2 separate regions of the Homo sapiens genome follow, and region 2 is linked to region 1. The links are chromatin loops, found by intact Hi-C in ENCODE. Cell type or tissue: CD14-positive monocyte. All regions are shown on one strand.

Region 1 (8,000 bases):
GATAAAGAAAATGTGGTACATGTATACCACAGAATACTATGTAGCCATGAAAAAGAACAAAATCATGTTCTTTACAGCAACATGGATGCAGCTGGAAGCCATTATCCTACGTGAATTAACACAGGAACAGAAAACCAAATACCTTCTCACTTACAACTAGGGGCTAAACAATGAGTACTCATGGACATAAAAATGGCAACAATAGATACTGGGGACTACCAGAGGGGGAAGGCAGGAGGAGGACAAGGGTTGTGAGACTAACTGCTGGGCACTAGGCTTACTACCTAGGTGACAGGATCAACAGTACCCTAAACCTCAGCATCATGCGATATACTCAGGTAACAAACCTGCACATGTGCCCCTTGAATCTAAAATAAGAGTTAAAATTATTTAAAAAATTTTTTAAACAAAAAAGGCTGGAAAAAGAGCTTTGTACAAAGTCAAGATAAGAATGATGCAGAGTTCACACATCATAAATGTTGTTTAAATTAATCAATATTTCATTTTCTTTTTTCTTTTTTTTTTTTTTGAGACGGAGTCTCGCTCTGTCGCCCAGGCTGGAGTGCAGCGGTGTGATCTCGGCTCACTGCAAGTTCCGCCTCCCAGGTTCACGCCATTGTCCTGCCTCAGCCTACCGAGTAGCTGGGACTACAGGCGCCCGCCACCGCGCCCGGCTTTTTTTTTTTTTTTGTATTTTTAGTAGAGACAGGGTTTCACCATAGTCTCGATCTCCTGACCTCGTGATCCGCCCGCCTCAGCCTCCCAAAGTGCTGGGATTACAGGCGTGAGCCACCGCGCCCAGCCGGATATTTCGTTTTCTTATGTCAAGATCTATCATCAAGACAATAACTTACAGAGTTCTGACCATGTGTCACGCCTCTCACGCTAACTCCATGAGACAAGCGTGATGTCCATTTTACAAATAAAGGCAAGAGCCTAAAGAGAAAGTACTTTCCTAAATTCAGAAGACCAGTTCATACACAGCTGGGATTATGAACCCAGGTCTCACTGGCTCTAGAGCCGCATTCTTTCCACTACACTACGATGCCTCCCAGATCAGCCTTCACTGGAACACAGGGTATGAACGCAAAGGGAACCTACCCTCTTAGGTCAGTCAAAGGTTCAAATCCAAAATTTATAATAAAAACTCACAAACAAATAGATGTGTCAAATGCTCATATAGATTTTTAAAATTATTACTCTATCTTAAAATGAAAACCAATTTTGAGCCAAGGTCAATAACAAAAAACGTGGCCGTTAGCACTAAAGAGAAGTCTTGATGATTATCTAAACTTGCCCGTATCCCTGACCACACAGCCATTCGTCCAGAAACGATTTTATTCAGGCAGGTAGAAAAGAGTGGCCAGTTTCTTCTCTTTATTTGCTTGGGGCATTTGAAAGGTCAGCATAATACTTGTGACTCAGGAGCCTGAGAAAGCGTTTGCTATAATAGAATGCCAAGGAGTGTGGGGGATAGGAACGTGGACAGGACAGCTTGGATCCTTTTAAACACCTCAATTTAATGCAATTTCCACCAAATGCAACGTGTCAAGGGCATGACTGAATGTGGTTTCAGTGTTATACTTTAGAAATGTTTCATACTGATACATTTACAAATGAGAAGAAATCAGTTATACTACTTTTTCATTCAGAAAATAGCCACCAAAACTCTAAATACTAAATTCAATAAGGTTTACAATGTATAACCTAACACCACAAAATGCTCAAGGAAATGTTATCAACTACGTTCACTTCAACTTATCAGGAGCCTTACTTTTATTTTTTAAAACTTTAAGAGCCAAACCCTTCCTCCAGGTGGCAGTATATAACTGTTTGTTTTAATCATTTCCACAGGATCTAGTGGGACTAGAGCTTTGTGCATAATCTTTCCTATATTTTCATAATACTACTTCCTAGTTTTCTTTGAAATTAGTGTGAATATCACTGTGTCTTTTGCTGGTCTCAGACAACAACTCAGTATCATAAGACAGGCCCGCTGGCCACAACATCCTTAGGCTGGTTGGACTAAAGCCAGGTTTAGTGAACAAAACTAAAACTATATCTCAAGAAGCGTTTGTACTTTAAAATATATTTTCAATGCAACCACGATATCTGGAACTAGAAATCTGGAAATTCAGTAGTTTTATACATAAATGCACTTAATGATGAAATAGCTCACATCTTCCCTTTCTTTTATTAAATCAATAATGTTGCAACTTTCCCTGTTTTCAAAAACTGGATGAGAAGATCACCAGATTTTAAGAAAAAAATTGCTTACCTAGGGCTCTTGAGTTCTCACAAAATCAGGATCATTTCTTTCTCTGTCTCCTTTGGGTGGCTTGGTCTGAGCCACCGTCACGCTCTTGCCTGACGATGACTCTCTACAGCCTTCTATGGGCCCTGGCTGCTCATCTTCTCATGCCCTATGGGCCCACTCATCTGCCATAGTGAGCCTTTCAAAGCCGACAATGCCCTTTCTCTCTGGGGTTTCCTATGGCACTTAGGCTCTACATGGCCTATCCTTTTTCCCTCCCCCCCACCATCTCCTGCATCCCCTCTTTCGTGCCCTCTCCGCCAATCCTCCTCAAACACCAGGTAAGCCACCTCCACCATGGCCACCCTCCCCCTGCCCAGGCCTTAGCCAGCTTTGTTCTCTCAGCCTAGAACATTTTTTTTTTTTTTTTGAGACAGAATCTGGCTTTGCCACCCAGGCTGGAGTGCAGTGGCACGATATTGGCTCCCTGTAACCTCCGCCTCCCGGGTTCAAGCAATTCTCCTGCCTCAGCTTCCTGAATAGCTGGAACCATAGGCGTGTGCCACCATGCCTGGTTAATTTTTGTATTTTTAGTAGAGATGGAGTTTCAGCATGTTGGCCAAGCTGGTCTCGAACTCCTGACCTCAGGGGATCCACCTGCTCAGCCTCCCAAAGTGCTGGGATTACAGGCGTGAGCCACCATGCCTGGCCAGCCTAGAACACTTGTCTGCAAAATACCTCTATGATTCCACTCCCTCTCTTCACTCACTCACCCTGTTCGAACATCACATTAAAAAAAAAAAAAAACACACAAAAAATAAATAAAATAAAATAGCAACAAGACCCACTGCAGATGTGCCATCTCCCTCTCTCTACTTGCCCCAACTTCTTGTCTCTCCAGGCTTTGAACATTCCCTGACATATTACACATTCACATGTATTTTTACTTGTTTCTGCAAACTTGAATACAGGTTCCACCAGAAGCAGAATTGTTTTGGTGTATCCCCAGTGCCTAGAACAGCTAGAGTAGTGCCAGGCATACAAATGCTAAATAAATATTTGCTAGATGATAGCTGGGTGTGGTGGTGGGCAACTCTATTCCCAGCTACTTGGGAGGCTGAGGCAGGAGAATTGCTTGAACCAAGGAGGCAGAGGTTGCAGTGAGCCAAGATCGCGCCACTGCACTCCAGACTGGGCAACAGAACAAAACTTCATCACAGAAAAAAAAAAAAGTGATATCTTTATATTTACAAACCTTAAACTGAAAATCAGCATTTCCTTTTATCCTAAATGAATGTAGGCAACAAACATAGTAATAGTAGCAGTGCCTGTGACTCCGTCACGAATGGAAATCACAGTTATTTTCATATCATGTTTTAGCTGCTGCTAGTGTCTCAAAATATTATTTATGCTCATCGTTACCTCAGAACAGTGGTAGCTATTAGATCTACTGCTAGGTCTTGTAATTTAATGGTCTAGCTATTAGGTCTATGTCTACCTATTAAGCCTTATAATTTAATAAGCTAATAAATAAGAACATATATTACCAATAATTCAAAAAATATTTTTGAGAACTATTTCAATATATTTAGGGCACAGGTAAGCCTATGTATTCTATTTTACGCGATTGAAAATATCATTCTGAGAAGGGGTCTGGAGGCTCCACCAGGCTACCAAAAGTATCCAAAGGACAAAATAATTAAGAACCTTGGTTGAAACAGAGGTTTTGCAAGACTGTGGCATTTGCATCCTTACAGATCTATGGGCTGGAGACCTTCTGCAACAGGCCAAGAAATAATACCATGGTCTCCCTGTACTTAAGATTCTTTTAAAATACATATATAGCTATCTGCATACAAAAATTGTAGATCCAAACAGACTAAAGAGACCACACAATGGGCAAGGCTTAAAAATAATGAGTCCATACAATTTCAAAAACTATGTCTGAAGTACCTATACCTCTTATGTGAAAAATATGAGGAACATGGAACCTGGTTAGGCATGATCCCTATAATTCAGGATGCAAAATACTCATTAACCCCAAGATGCAAAATATATAATCTAATAACTCTTCTAGTGTTAGCAGGAAAGCACTTCCCTTTTTTAAGTAAGAAAAAAGGGTTTTCTTTCCTTTACTCATACAGCAGCACCAAGACTGGCCTTTTCCCCAGGCCAGAAAAAGAATACATCAGCCCTCTCTGTTAAATGTACTGAACACAGAACAGTTACTGATTTAAGTGATAGTTGGAAAAGGGCTCATTATTTTGATAATCTTCTATTGCATAACGTGCTATAAGTGTTACAAAAGCACACGCTCTCTTACATTTCCTTAAAAGCCCTTAAAGGGGCACAAGGTAACTTTTCAGATAACAGAAATGTTCCAAAGCATGATCACAGCAGTGGAAACAAGACTGTATACATTTGTCAAAACTCATTGGATTGTGTCCTTAAAGTTGGCAAGAGTTTCCTTAAATGTAAAGTATACCTCAATAAAGTTGACTAAAAACACAATTTCCTACTCATTTTTAAATCATGCTTCCCTTTTCCAAAAAGAGAATAATACTTGGGTTTAAATGTTCAGTTCCGCTTTCTGTGGTGAAACCCTCTCTGAAGTCACTGTTATTCACACATCCATGGCAAGCAGTCAGAGCCCCCAGAGGAATGACTAAGAACAGAGAGAGCACAGGAACTCCAAAATAGAGGCGCCTTGCTCCCAAAATGTTTCTTTCCTGGAACTGACAAACGCACCACTTTGCTAAAGAGCAAAGAGCTTGTCACTGGGCTTACTGCAATAACAACCATTGTAATTTACCAAGTAAGCATATTATCTCTAATCTTTGTAAAATCCTAGAAATTAAGTATTAGCATTTCATTTTTTTTTCTTGGCTAGTTCCATATGATTAGTAAGCAGGTCTGATTCAGAACCCCAGTCCCATAAGTATGTTCAAACTCAAATATATGTAAATGTCCCCGAGAAGCTATATAAATACAGTTCCAAAAGACTAGGACATAGATGGCAGCTTTTTTCACCCAACAAGATTTGATCCAGCAGTTTCAACATGGCTACGGATGTCACACAAAATTAGAATTAGCACTGTTTTCTGTAACAACAACCAGCTGATTTTTAAGTCACCAATTAAAATAAAAGACTGGCCGTGCGCAGTGGCTCACGCCTGTAATTCCAGCACTTTGGGAGACTGAGGTGGGAGGATCACTTGAGCCCAGGAGTTCAAGACCAGCCTGGGCAACAAAGCAGGATCCTGTCTCTACAAAAAAAAAAAAAATTAAAAAATAAAAGTTCGTCAGCCATGGAGCTGCGTGCCTGTGGTTCCAGTTACTCAGGAGGCTGGCACAGGAGGACCACTTAAGCCCAGTAGTTCAAGGTTGAGGTGAGCTATGATCACACCACTGTACTCCATCCAGCCTCGGTGACAGAGTGAGATCCTGTCTCTAAACAACAAAATAAAAATACTAAAATACAATAAAATAAAAGATTGCCAATGCAAGGAAAGCTAGTATTATAATAATGACTAAAGTTCTATCTAAGAGATAGCTCTAGATTTTGATTTGTCATGATAGCACTGCACTGCTTCGTGCGTAAACAAAGGTGATCATTCCACTCTGGAATACTGAGCTAAGTAGGGCCATCTCCACCAACTTAAGGGCTATGAATGAAGCTCATTTATTTTTGAACTCGTTCCACTCCACCAACTACAATTAACACGAGAACACTCATAATTTGAAGATAATCTCCCATAAAGTGTGCTTGGACAACAGTCATAACATTACCAGCTCATAGATGTCTTCCTCGGGCTGTGGAACATAGAGCTGCATTTTGTTTTCTATTAGAAATTTCAGGCGCAGGTAATGAGCAGAATGATCCAGTTGATGTGTCTGGGACAAAAAAGAAAGAAAGAAAGAAAATGTCTGTTCAATAGTAAATAGGCACAATTAGTTCTCCACCAACATACGATGTATTCCTATGACCAATAGAGTTTGTTGTTGTTGTTGTTGTTGTTTTGAGATGGAGTTTCACTCTTGTTGCCCAGCCTGGAGTGCAATGGCGCAATCTCGGCTCACTGCAACCTTCGCCTCCTGGGTTCAAGTGATTCTCCTGCCTCAGCTTCCTGAGTAGCTGGGATTACAGGCGCCCACCACCACGCCCAGCTGATTTTTGTGTTTTTAGTGGAGATGGGGTTTCACTATGTTGGCCAGGCTGGTCTCGAACTCCTGACCTCAGGTGATTCACCCGCCTTGGCCTCCCAAAGTGCTGGGATTACAGGCGTGGGCCACTGCTCCCGGCCCAATAGAAATTTGATGCTGAATGGGGGTATAAAGTTTCTATACTTCTTAAAAAGTTTACATCGTAAATGCAAAGTTTTAAAATAACTTTCATTGAACACACTGGTAACATTCCAAGGGTATCTTAGGATTCAATGGAAACAACTGACTCACATCTCCACGCCTCCTTATTTGATTCATTGTGCTCTCTAACACTGGTAAAATTTTCAACACAACACAGCAGATCAAAAAGGTTCTTAAATATAACTTCATAGATAGGTGATTAAAGAAAAGGGTAACAAGAAAGGTAAGAAAATACTGTATTTACAATGAGAGAAAAAAGCTGTGCCCAGGCAAAGTTGTTTTTTTAACCACATAGGGACAGTGGGACAGTTGTTAACAGTTCATTTGCAAGCGAGTCAGTGTGAAGACAAGGCTTTTGGACTTCAATCTTATTTATATACTCCCCAAGTGAGACTCCCTCCAGGGGCAGTGCTAATAGGCGTGTGTCCAACTATGGAAACACACTGAATGACTCGCTCAAAGAAAACAATTCTAAAATTGAAATTTTCAAGGACCCTTTAGTCCAGGATGGAACAATAGATTTTTTCTTCCTGTCTAAAAAGTAATCTTTGAATTAATTTTGAGGAATAAGTAATAATACCAACATGGTTTTATAAATCATTCTCAGTAGACAGTCAAGAGGATACAGGGAAAAAAAGAAAATGCTCTCCAAAAGTTACACAGCAACATGAAAATATATTGCTAGAGAGAAAATGTTTAAACCAAGTGATTTTTTTAAGCATCCTTATCTTTTAGGGGTACATCCTAAAGCGCTAATAGATAGAAATGATATAATGTCTGGAATTTGCTTCCAAAACAAATAAGAGTTGGGGGTGGGAGTGAGTAAATCGATAAAACTTAATTTGATCATTACAGATGCTAGGTGATAGATACATGAGAATTTATTACATTGTTCCCTACTTTTATACAAATTGGACATTTTTCACAAAATAAATATAAAACCTCTTCACATTCAAAGCTCTGCAGGTGAGAATTATTTCAAAATAAATAAAGTTAATTTTAACTGGTTCAGTACTCTTTCTACTTACCCCACCCTCAAAATAATATTTTTAAAGCCAAACTAACAGCATTCCAATAACCATTCCAGTAATATATATTCAGTTACACTTAACGAACTCTTAGATACGCCAGACACCATGTGCAGTAGTGAGAATACAGAAACTAATACAACATAAATGCAGTCTTCAGGAGTGTCTGCAGCTGCAGGTAAAAGCTATGTAGATGTGGAAGGTGAGGCAGCAGTGGTTTAGCATTTTAAATAAATATGTACATGCAGGACAGGCAACCTGCATTCTTGTAAAAGCACATTTCCAGAAAGTGGAAATGAGTTCACTCTGAACACATAGCAGAAGGATAAAGTTTTCTATCAGTGATTCTTGGG
Region 2 (8,000 bases), 93 kb before region 1:
TCACCAGAAATCCCTCTCCCAGTGTCTCCATTTGGTCACTGTCTTAGTCTGTTTTGTGCAGCTATAACAGAATACCCGAGACTGGGTAATTTATAATGAGCAGAAGTTGAGTGCCTCATGGTTCTGGAGGCTGGTGAAGAGAGCAAAGATCACAGGGTGGCCATCAAGCAGACCATCTGGAGGCAAAATCCCATATCTAAGAAATTCAGAAGTCATTACATTTCTCTATTATCTAAAGCTACATCTGGCACCAGACCTCTTTCCCAAGAATTTGTAAGTAACTAGAATTTCTATACATCTCCAGAATGCATGCATGTCGAAACACACTGTGCGACCTTTGCTGACATCAAAGCACCAAAATGTCTACAAATGTAATTATTTATAATGACCTGTGTGACTAATATGGTCCAAATTACCCTTAAGCTCCCACTGTAAGGTCCATAAATATCACTAAGGGAAATCCACTGCAGTGCACTCAGTCCTGTCTTACTGAGGCACCCCACTGCACTCCGCTGCAGCATTCTTTCTATCAAATAATACTTTCCTCTTCAAACCTATACTGCTGTTGGTATATTCTTTTACCCCCGTGTATTAGTCTGTTCTTATACTGTTAATAAAGACATACAGGAGACTGGGTAATTTATAAAAGGAAGAGGTTTAATTGACTCACAGTTCCACATGGCTGGGGAGGCCTCACAATCATGACACAAGGTGAATGAGGAGCAAAGTCACATCTTACTTGGCGGCAGGCAAGAGAGAGCATGTGCAGGGGAACTACGCTTTGTAAAACCATCAGAACTTGTGAGACTTATTTTCAATCATGAGGACAGCATGGGAAAAATGCACCCCCAAGATTCAATTATCTCCCAGAAGGTTCCTCCTATGACACATGGGCATTATTACAATTCAAGGTGAGATTTGGGTGGGGAGACAGAGCCAAACCATATCACCCCACAAGCCAACCACTCTCATTGCTGGGGCTCTGACACCTCACCCAGAGGCTGGAAAGTCCAAGATTGAGGAGCTAGCATCTGGCCAAGGCTTTCTTGCTGCATCATGCCATGGTGCGGAAAAAAGAGAGGGTGAGAGAAAGACAGAGAGAAAGAGGGAGAAAGAGTAAGAGATTGTGAGGATCCATGGCTGTTAGCTGCCTAAACATTCACTGAGAAATCACTGGCATGAGGCAGATTGAGGAACGGAAAAAGAGCATACAAATTTATGTAACATGTACACATAGGAGCCTTCAGAATGAAGACCCAAATTTCCAGTGAGTTACAGAAATTTATGTACCATTTTTATGTTACAGAAAGAATGGGGGCTTGGATTCTTGTAAAACAGGTTATGGGAGAGGGGAGAAGAGGAATTCTATTGAGCGGCAATAAGTGATTGCTAGGGAGGATGATTGGGTGGAGAACAGAGATGAAATTGTAAATAGTTTTCTTTGGAATTTAAATGGACTTGGAAACAGCCATTATACTTATAAAAGTTCTGCTCTGGTGTGGTCACATCTTAGTTTTCTTTTCTGCAACAGATAATGAGACAACAGGAAGAGAAAGAAAGAGTCATTATTCTCCTTGGTAGCTCTGTGTATTAGTCTGATTCGTCTGTTCTCAGGCTGCTAATAAAAGACATACCCAAGACTGGGTAATTTATAAAGGAAAGAGGTTTAATGGATTCACGGTTCCACATGGCTGGAGAGACCTCCCAATCATGGCAGAAGTGAAGGAAGAGAGCAGAGTCACGTCTAACATGGTGGCAGGCAAGAGGGCATGTGCAGGGGAACTGCCCTTCATAAACCATCAGATCTCATGAGACTTATTCACTATTGCAAGAACAGCATGGGAAAACCTGCACCCATGATTCAATTACCTCCCACAACACATGGGGATTATGGGAGCTATAATTCAAGATGAGATTTGGGTGGGGACACAGCCAACCTATATCAGTTTGTATCTTAGGCAGATAAAGGAACTTCAGTTTGTTTGGGAGAGCTCTTGGGGATAGGTGGTCAGAGACCTTGAGGCTTCTTCATTTCAGCATGGCAGAAATGCCATATTGTGAGGTATTGCTTTCTGAGCCCCAACAAGTTCAAACTTGTAAACTCCAACTAAGCCCCACCTCCAGAGTCTGTTGCATTGGGGATTAATTTTCCAACACATACTTTTTGGGGAACACATTCAAGTCATAGCAGTCACTAAGATTGTCTTAGTGTGTTGGTGAGTTCGGCCACACGTGAAGCATCTTTACCCATCTGCTGTGGTTTGAATGTGCCCCCTTCTCAAATTCATGTTGAAACTTATATTAGTCCATTTTCATACTGCTATGAAGAAATACCTGAGACTGGGTAATTTATAAAGAAAAAGAGGTTTCATGGACTCACAGTTCCACATGGCTGGAGAGGCCTCACAATCATGGTGGAAGGCTAAGGAAGAATAGAGGCACATCTTACACGGTGACAGGCAAGAAGGCATGTGCAGGGGAACTGCCCTATATAAAACCATCAGATCTCATGAGATTTATTCACTATTATCAGAACAGCACAGGAAAAACCCACCCTCCTGATACAATTACCTCCCACCAGGTCTCTCCCAAAACATGTAGGAATTATGGGAGCTACAATTCAAGATGAGATTTGGGTGGGAACACAGGCAAACCATATCATTCCACTCCTGGCCCTTCCCAAATCTCATGTCCTCACATTTCAAAACCAATTGTGCCTTCCCAGCAGTCGTCCAAAGTCTTAACTCATTACAGCATTAACTCAAAAGTCCACATTCCAAAGTCTCATCTGAGACAAGGCAAGTCCCTTCACTTAAGAGCCTGTAAAATCAAAAGCAAGTTAGTTACTTCCTAGATACAATGAAGGTACAGGCAATGGGTAAATATACCTGCTCCAAATGGGAGAAACTGCCCAAAACAAAGGGGTTACAGGCCCCATGAAGTCCAAAATCCAATAGGTCAGTCATTAAACCTTAAAGTTCCAAAATGATCCCTTTTGACTCCATTTCTCACATCCAGGTCATGCTGATGCAAGAGGTGGGCTCCCATGGCCTTGGACAGCTCCACCCCTGTGGCTTTGCAGGGTATAGCCCACCTCCCAGCTGCTTTCAAGGCCTGGCATTAAGTGTCTGCAGCTTTTCCAGGTACACGGTGCAAGCTGTCAGTTGATCTACCATTCTGGGGTCTGGAGGATGGTGGCCCCCTTTTCACAGTTTCACTAGGCAGTGCCCCAGTGGGGACTCTGTGTGGGGGCTCCCACCCCACATTTCTCTTCCACACTGCCCTAGCAGAGGTTCTCCATGAGGGCCCTGCCCCTGCCGGAAACTTCTGCCTGGACATCCAGGTATTTCCATACATCCTCTGAAATCTAGGCAGAAGTTCCCAAACCTCAATTCTTGACTTCTGTGCACCCGTAGGCTCAACACCACGTGGAAGCTGCCAAGGCTTGGGGTTTGCACCCTCTGAAGCCACAGTCTGAGCTGTTCCTTGGCCCCTTTTAGCTATGGCTAGACCAGCTAGGACAAAACAGGGCACCAAGTCCCTAGGCTGCACTCAGCAGGGGAGCCCTGGACCTGGCCCAGAAAACCATTTTTCCCTCCTAGGCCTCAGGCCTGTGATGGGTGGTACTGCTGTGAAGGTCTCTGACATGCTCTGGAGATATTTTCCCCATTGTTTTTTGGTGATTAACATTCGGCTCCTTGTTACTTATGCAAATTTCTGCAACAGGCTTGAATTTCTCCCTAGAAAATGCATTTTTCTTTTCTGTTGCCTCATTAGGCTGCAAATTTTCCAAATGTTTATGCTCTGCTTCCTCTTGAATGCTTTGCCACTTAGTAATTTCTTCCGCCAGATATCCTAAATCATCTCTCTCTAGTTCAAAGTTCCACAGATCTCTAGGGCTGTAGCAAAATGCTGCCAGTCTCTTTGCTAAAGTATAACAAGAGTCACCTTTGCTCCAGTTCTCAACAAGTTCCACATCTCCATCTGAAACCACCTCAGCCTAGACTTTATGGTCCATATCACTGTCAGCATTTTGGTCAAGGCCATTCAACAAGTTTCTAGGAAGTTCCAAACTTTCCCACATCTTTCTGTCTTCTGAGCCCTCCAAATCCCTAGGAAGTTCCAAACTTTCCCACATTTTTCTATTTTCTGAGCCCTCCAAACTGTTCCAACCTCTGCTTGTTACCCATTTCCTTTCTTACTCTTCCCCTCTGTATTGAGACTTCATCTCAAAAAAACAAAACAAAAAAACAGTGTGTATCACTTCTCCTTTTGCTCTCTTCCTCCTGCTCCAGCTGGCTTCCCCTTTGCCTTCCACCATGATTGTCCATGCTTCCTGTACAGCCTGTGAAACTGTGAGCCAATTAAGCCTCTTTTCTTTATAAATTACCCAATCTCACGTAGTTCTTTATAGCAATGTGAGAATGGACTAATACAATTAATAAAACATTTCAGAGTCATTTCAGAATCTAACCAATGACTTGGACTTTTCCAGCTTGAGATGCCAGCTTTCCTCTTGCCTCCCCAAGACAATTTTATTTTTGCCATGTCAAAATTTCTTAAACATAGTATCTACCAAGGTACAATAGGAACATTTCCTTGTAGAAAGCATGACCATTTCTTAACTTATAAAAACAAGCTCCATGGCAGAGAGGGATCCCCTCTGAGGCCCCACCACATGGCAGTGGCAGCCTGGGATCCCACTCCCGGGATTAGTGATATTGCTGGAGTCTGTAGATCTGAAACATAAGAATTATCCTGGACAAGCTGTCTTCATAAGAGAGCTCTTAATAAATAAAAATCAGACCAACTTTTCTGGGCTATTACAGAAAAATGAGCAAAAGAAAATAACAACTGAAGGGTAGCAAATATAACACCTCAAAATTTGACACTTTGGCATAAGGAACCTTTCTTTTCTTTTTTATTTTATTTTATTTTTTTTTGAGACCAAATCTTGCTCTGTTGCCCAGGCTGGAGTGCAGTGGCACAATCTCGCCTCACTGCAACCTCCGCCTCCCAGGTTCAAGCGATTCTCCTGCCTTAGCCTCCTAAGTAGCTGGGATTACAGGCATGCACCATCACGTCTGGCTAATTTTTGTATTTTTAGTAGAGACGGGGTTTTCCCATGTTGGTCAGGCTGGTCACGAACTCCTGACCTCAAGTGATCTGCTCGCCTTGGCTTCCCAAAATGCTGAGATTACAGGCGTGAGCCACTGTGCCCGGCCGACATAAGGATTCTTCTGAGATGAAGGCAATTGAGAAGAAGCAGATAGGAGAAAAGCTCTCTGCCCTTCCCCTATTTGCCTAAAAGCAAAACAGATTTACATCAGGGTCCCTCCTCTCGTCTTTACCAAAAAGAGATGACTTTACAGCCTTATCAACCTGAAGATGGCACCAGAGGAATCCACATGACAAACTAGCCTTTATCCACCCTTAGTTTCCTTTCTGTTTATTTGCCTTCCCACAATTTGCCACCCCTAAAGACTGAAGGTCCTTTTCCTTGTCTTGTCACTTCTCTAAAGATGTACTGCTCTTTGTTAAAGGTACTATATACAGCAAAGTTCTCAGCCACCTCTTTGACAGTTACTCTTTCTCTGAGTTTTCTCCCATGTGTATATGAAATATACTTGTTAATCAGCTTCTGTTTGCTTTTAATAATCTGTCTTTTGTTACACAGATCCCAGTTAAAAACTAAGAAGGATAGAAAGAAAAATTATTTTCCTCTCACAGGCAATTACAAGTTTTAAAACTCAAATATAATTTTTTAAGAGAATTTCAAGATCAACTGCTTAAGAAAGAGCAGTATCAATAAAACTCTGGTAGAATTCTCAAGTGTGTTCCTTATAAAAATTGAGTGAATAATATAATTTTAAGTAAAACAAATTGTGTATGCCCTGAACAAGATTAAGAAAAATTAAAAAAAAATGAAACAGTTGATGGAATTTCATGTGTATTTGTACTATAGATTTTTTTCTGGTGTGCAGAGTTATAGGAGAAATCTGAAATTCAACCAGAAAAAAATATTTTAGTAAATTTTTCCTATCTTAGCTAAGATATAGATTATGGGTTTTAATTCTTTTTTAATTCCCAAACTGGGGTACTTCAGACTCAGCTATCTGAACATGAATTATTGAGTAATACAGCAGTGACACAGGGCTCACCCACAAATTGCTAGTTTGATTACAGCTTCCATATTTGCTTTAAAAATCAGGCCGGGCGCAGTGGCTCACCCCTGTAATTCCAGCACTTTGGGAGGCCGAGGCAGGCAGATCACGAGGTCAGGAGTTCGAGACCATCCTGGCCAACATAGTGAAACCCCGTCCCTACTAAAAATACAAAAATTAGCCAGGCATGGTGGCATCACCTGTAGTCCCAGCTACTTGGGAGGCTGAGGCAGGAGAATCGCTTGAACCTGGGAAGCGGAGGTTGCGGTGAGCCGAGACGGTGCCACTGCACTCCAGCCTGGGCAACAGAGTGAGACTCCGTCTCAAAAAAAAAAAACAAAAAAAAAAACCAGTACAAAAATTGAACACACTTTCAAGGTAGCTTTTCCATTATTTAAAATTCAATATGAAAATGTTTATTTTTATTCTAATCACTTAGATCACTTTTAAGTCTAGATTAACTTTTATATATTTAACAGGGCGGTGAATAACTTTACAAGTGGATACAAAACTGTAATTAGAATAAAGGCATTTTCCAGCTTGTTCTCTACAAATGCCAATTTTCACTTGATTTGTCAAAACCAGAGCTAGAAGCTTCCAAAGCGAACTTGGCACCATCTCATCATCTCAGAACACTGAGAACATTGAGGCCCTGCAGCTTTGTCGATGTGGGCTGCGGGAGGGAGAGAGAGACACAGCAGGTGGTGACCACTAATTGGTCACAATGATAAAGTAGGTATTATTATCCCCACTGCAGAGGTGCAGAAAGAGACACAGAAGCATTGGTGTTTTGCCCAGGTTCACACAGCTGGTCAACAGAAATGTCAAGGTTCAAGCACACAGGGGGCCCACCCCAAAGCCCATGCACTTCCTCTCCATTCAGACGCCCTGTTCTCAATACAGAGGGGAAGAGTGAGAAAGCCTGGACTGCCCTCGACAATAACTCTGACTTCTCTGTAAAAATTTCCAATTTCTTCTCAGAAACTCCCTAAGATAATTTTGAAAATATATTCCTTCTGACAGCTAAATGTCATAATAAATGTTTTTATTACCAATTTAAGTAGTTTCAAAGGATGCTATGTCTGGCTATGGTAGATTACTGCAGTAATGGTCCCTAAGGAGTCACACTTCCCTGGATCCATGACCCTGGAGAGTTCCTTCCCAACTGGACACACGGCTTGCTTTTGCCAAGGGTTATGAAAAGGTGAATCAGGAAGAAGCCTGAAAATCACTTGTGTTCTGGGGCTTGCTCCTGCTACTCTTTGGAACCTGCAGTCACCATGTAAGGAAGCCTATGCTAGTCTACCGGTGGAAGAGAGACCACGTGAAGCTCTCCTGGCTGAGGTTCCTAGACCAAGCAGCCTTCCAACTGACACATACGTGAGGCCACAGGGTGTGAGAACATGCAGCCCCAGCTGAGCTGAACCGCCAGCTGACCACGGAGCTCCACCAACCCAGCCAAGTCCAGAACTACCCAGCTAAACCCCCAGATTCATGAACAGCATAAGTGCTTGTTGTATTAAGCCACTAAGCCTTAGGGTGCTTTTGTTACCTAGCAATTGATACACTTACATATTATAAAATTTGATATTTTCAAATAAAACTATTATGTCAGTTTTAATGTATCCAGTGTATCCAAAATCCCAAATCAATTTAATGCTCATCATCCATTCAAAGGATACATTTAAAAACTCAAAAATTTCACATCATTCCTTTTTTCTTTTAGCCCCATTTTCTAATATCCTATTATATCCTATTACCCTATCAAACTTCTCTAGAACAAAGATCTAGATAAATGTCTATGTTAAAAGTTTTGGCATTTCCTATGACCATAAA

Evidence for each region. Hi-C counts contacts between places; a loop is a spot of excess contacts. Peaks named below come from ENCODE experiments on the same cell type or tissue, not always from the same donor. Only the 100,000 strongest peaks of a DNase experiment are listed, where the experiment ranks them.
Region 2: a loop joins it to region 1, with 3 times the contacts of the local background. A loop is called at or near these places in 6 of 110 quality-filtered maps.

The regions. Positions count from the first base shown.
Region 1 is chr21:31,196,865-31,204,864 of GRCh38, forward strand. It overlaps TIAM1 (TIAM Rac1 associated GEF 1), which reads right to left. Exons shown (of 28, transcript NM_001353694.2): 12 at 6,044-6,148. Among named protein-coding and RNA genes, the nearest start is that of TIAM1, 140 kb to the right of the region's middle. In CD14-positive monocyte, CTCF peaks have their summits at 1,821 (motif pointing right) and 2,024; DNase peaks (open chromatin) are centred at 1,847, 4,407 and 4,877; H3K4me3 peaks cover 1,994 bases; H3K27ac peaks cover 4,251 bases.
Region 2 is chr21:31,103,773-31,111,772 of GRCh38, forward strand. No RefSeq gene overlaps it. Among named protein-coding and RNA genes, the nearest start is that of KRTAP19-8, 69 kb to the left of the region's middle. In CD14-positive monocyte, no CTCF peak of the experiment used is centred here; a DNase peak (open chromatin) is centred at 4,309; H3K4me3 peaks cover 1,880 bases; H3K27ac peaks cover 4,435 bases.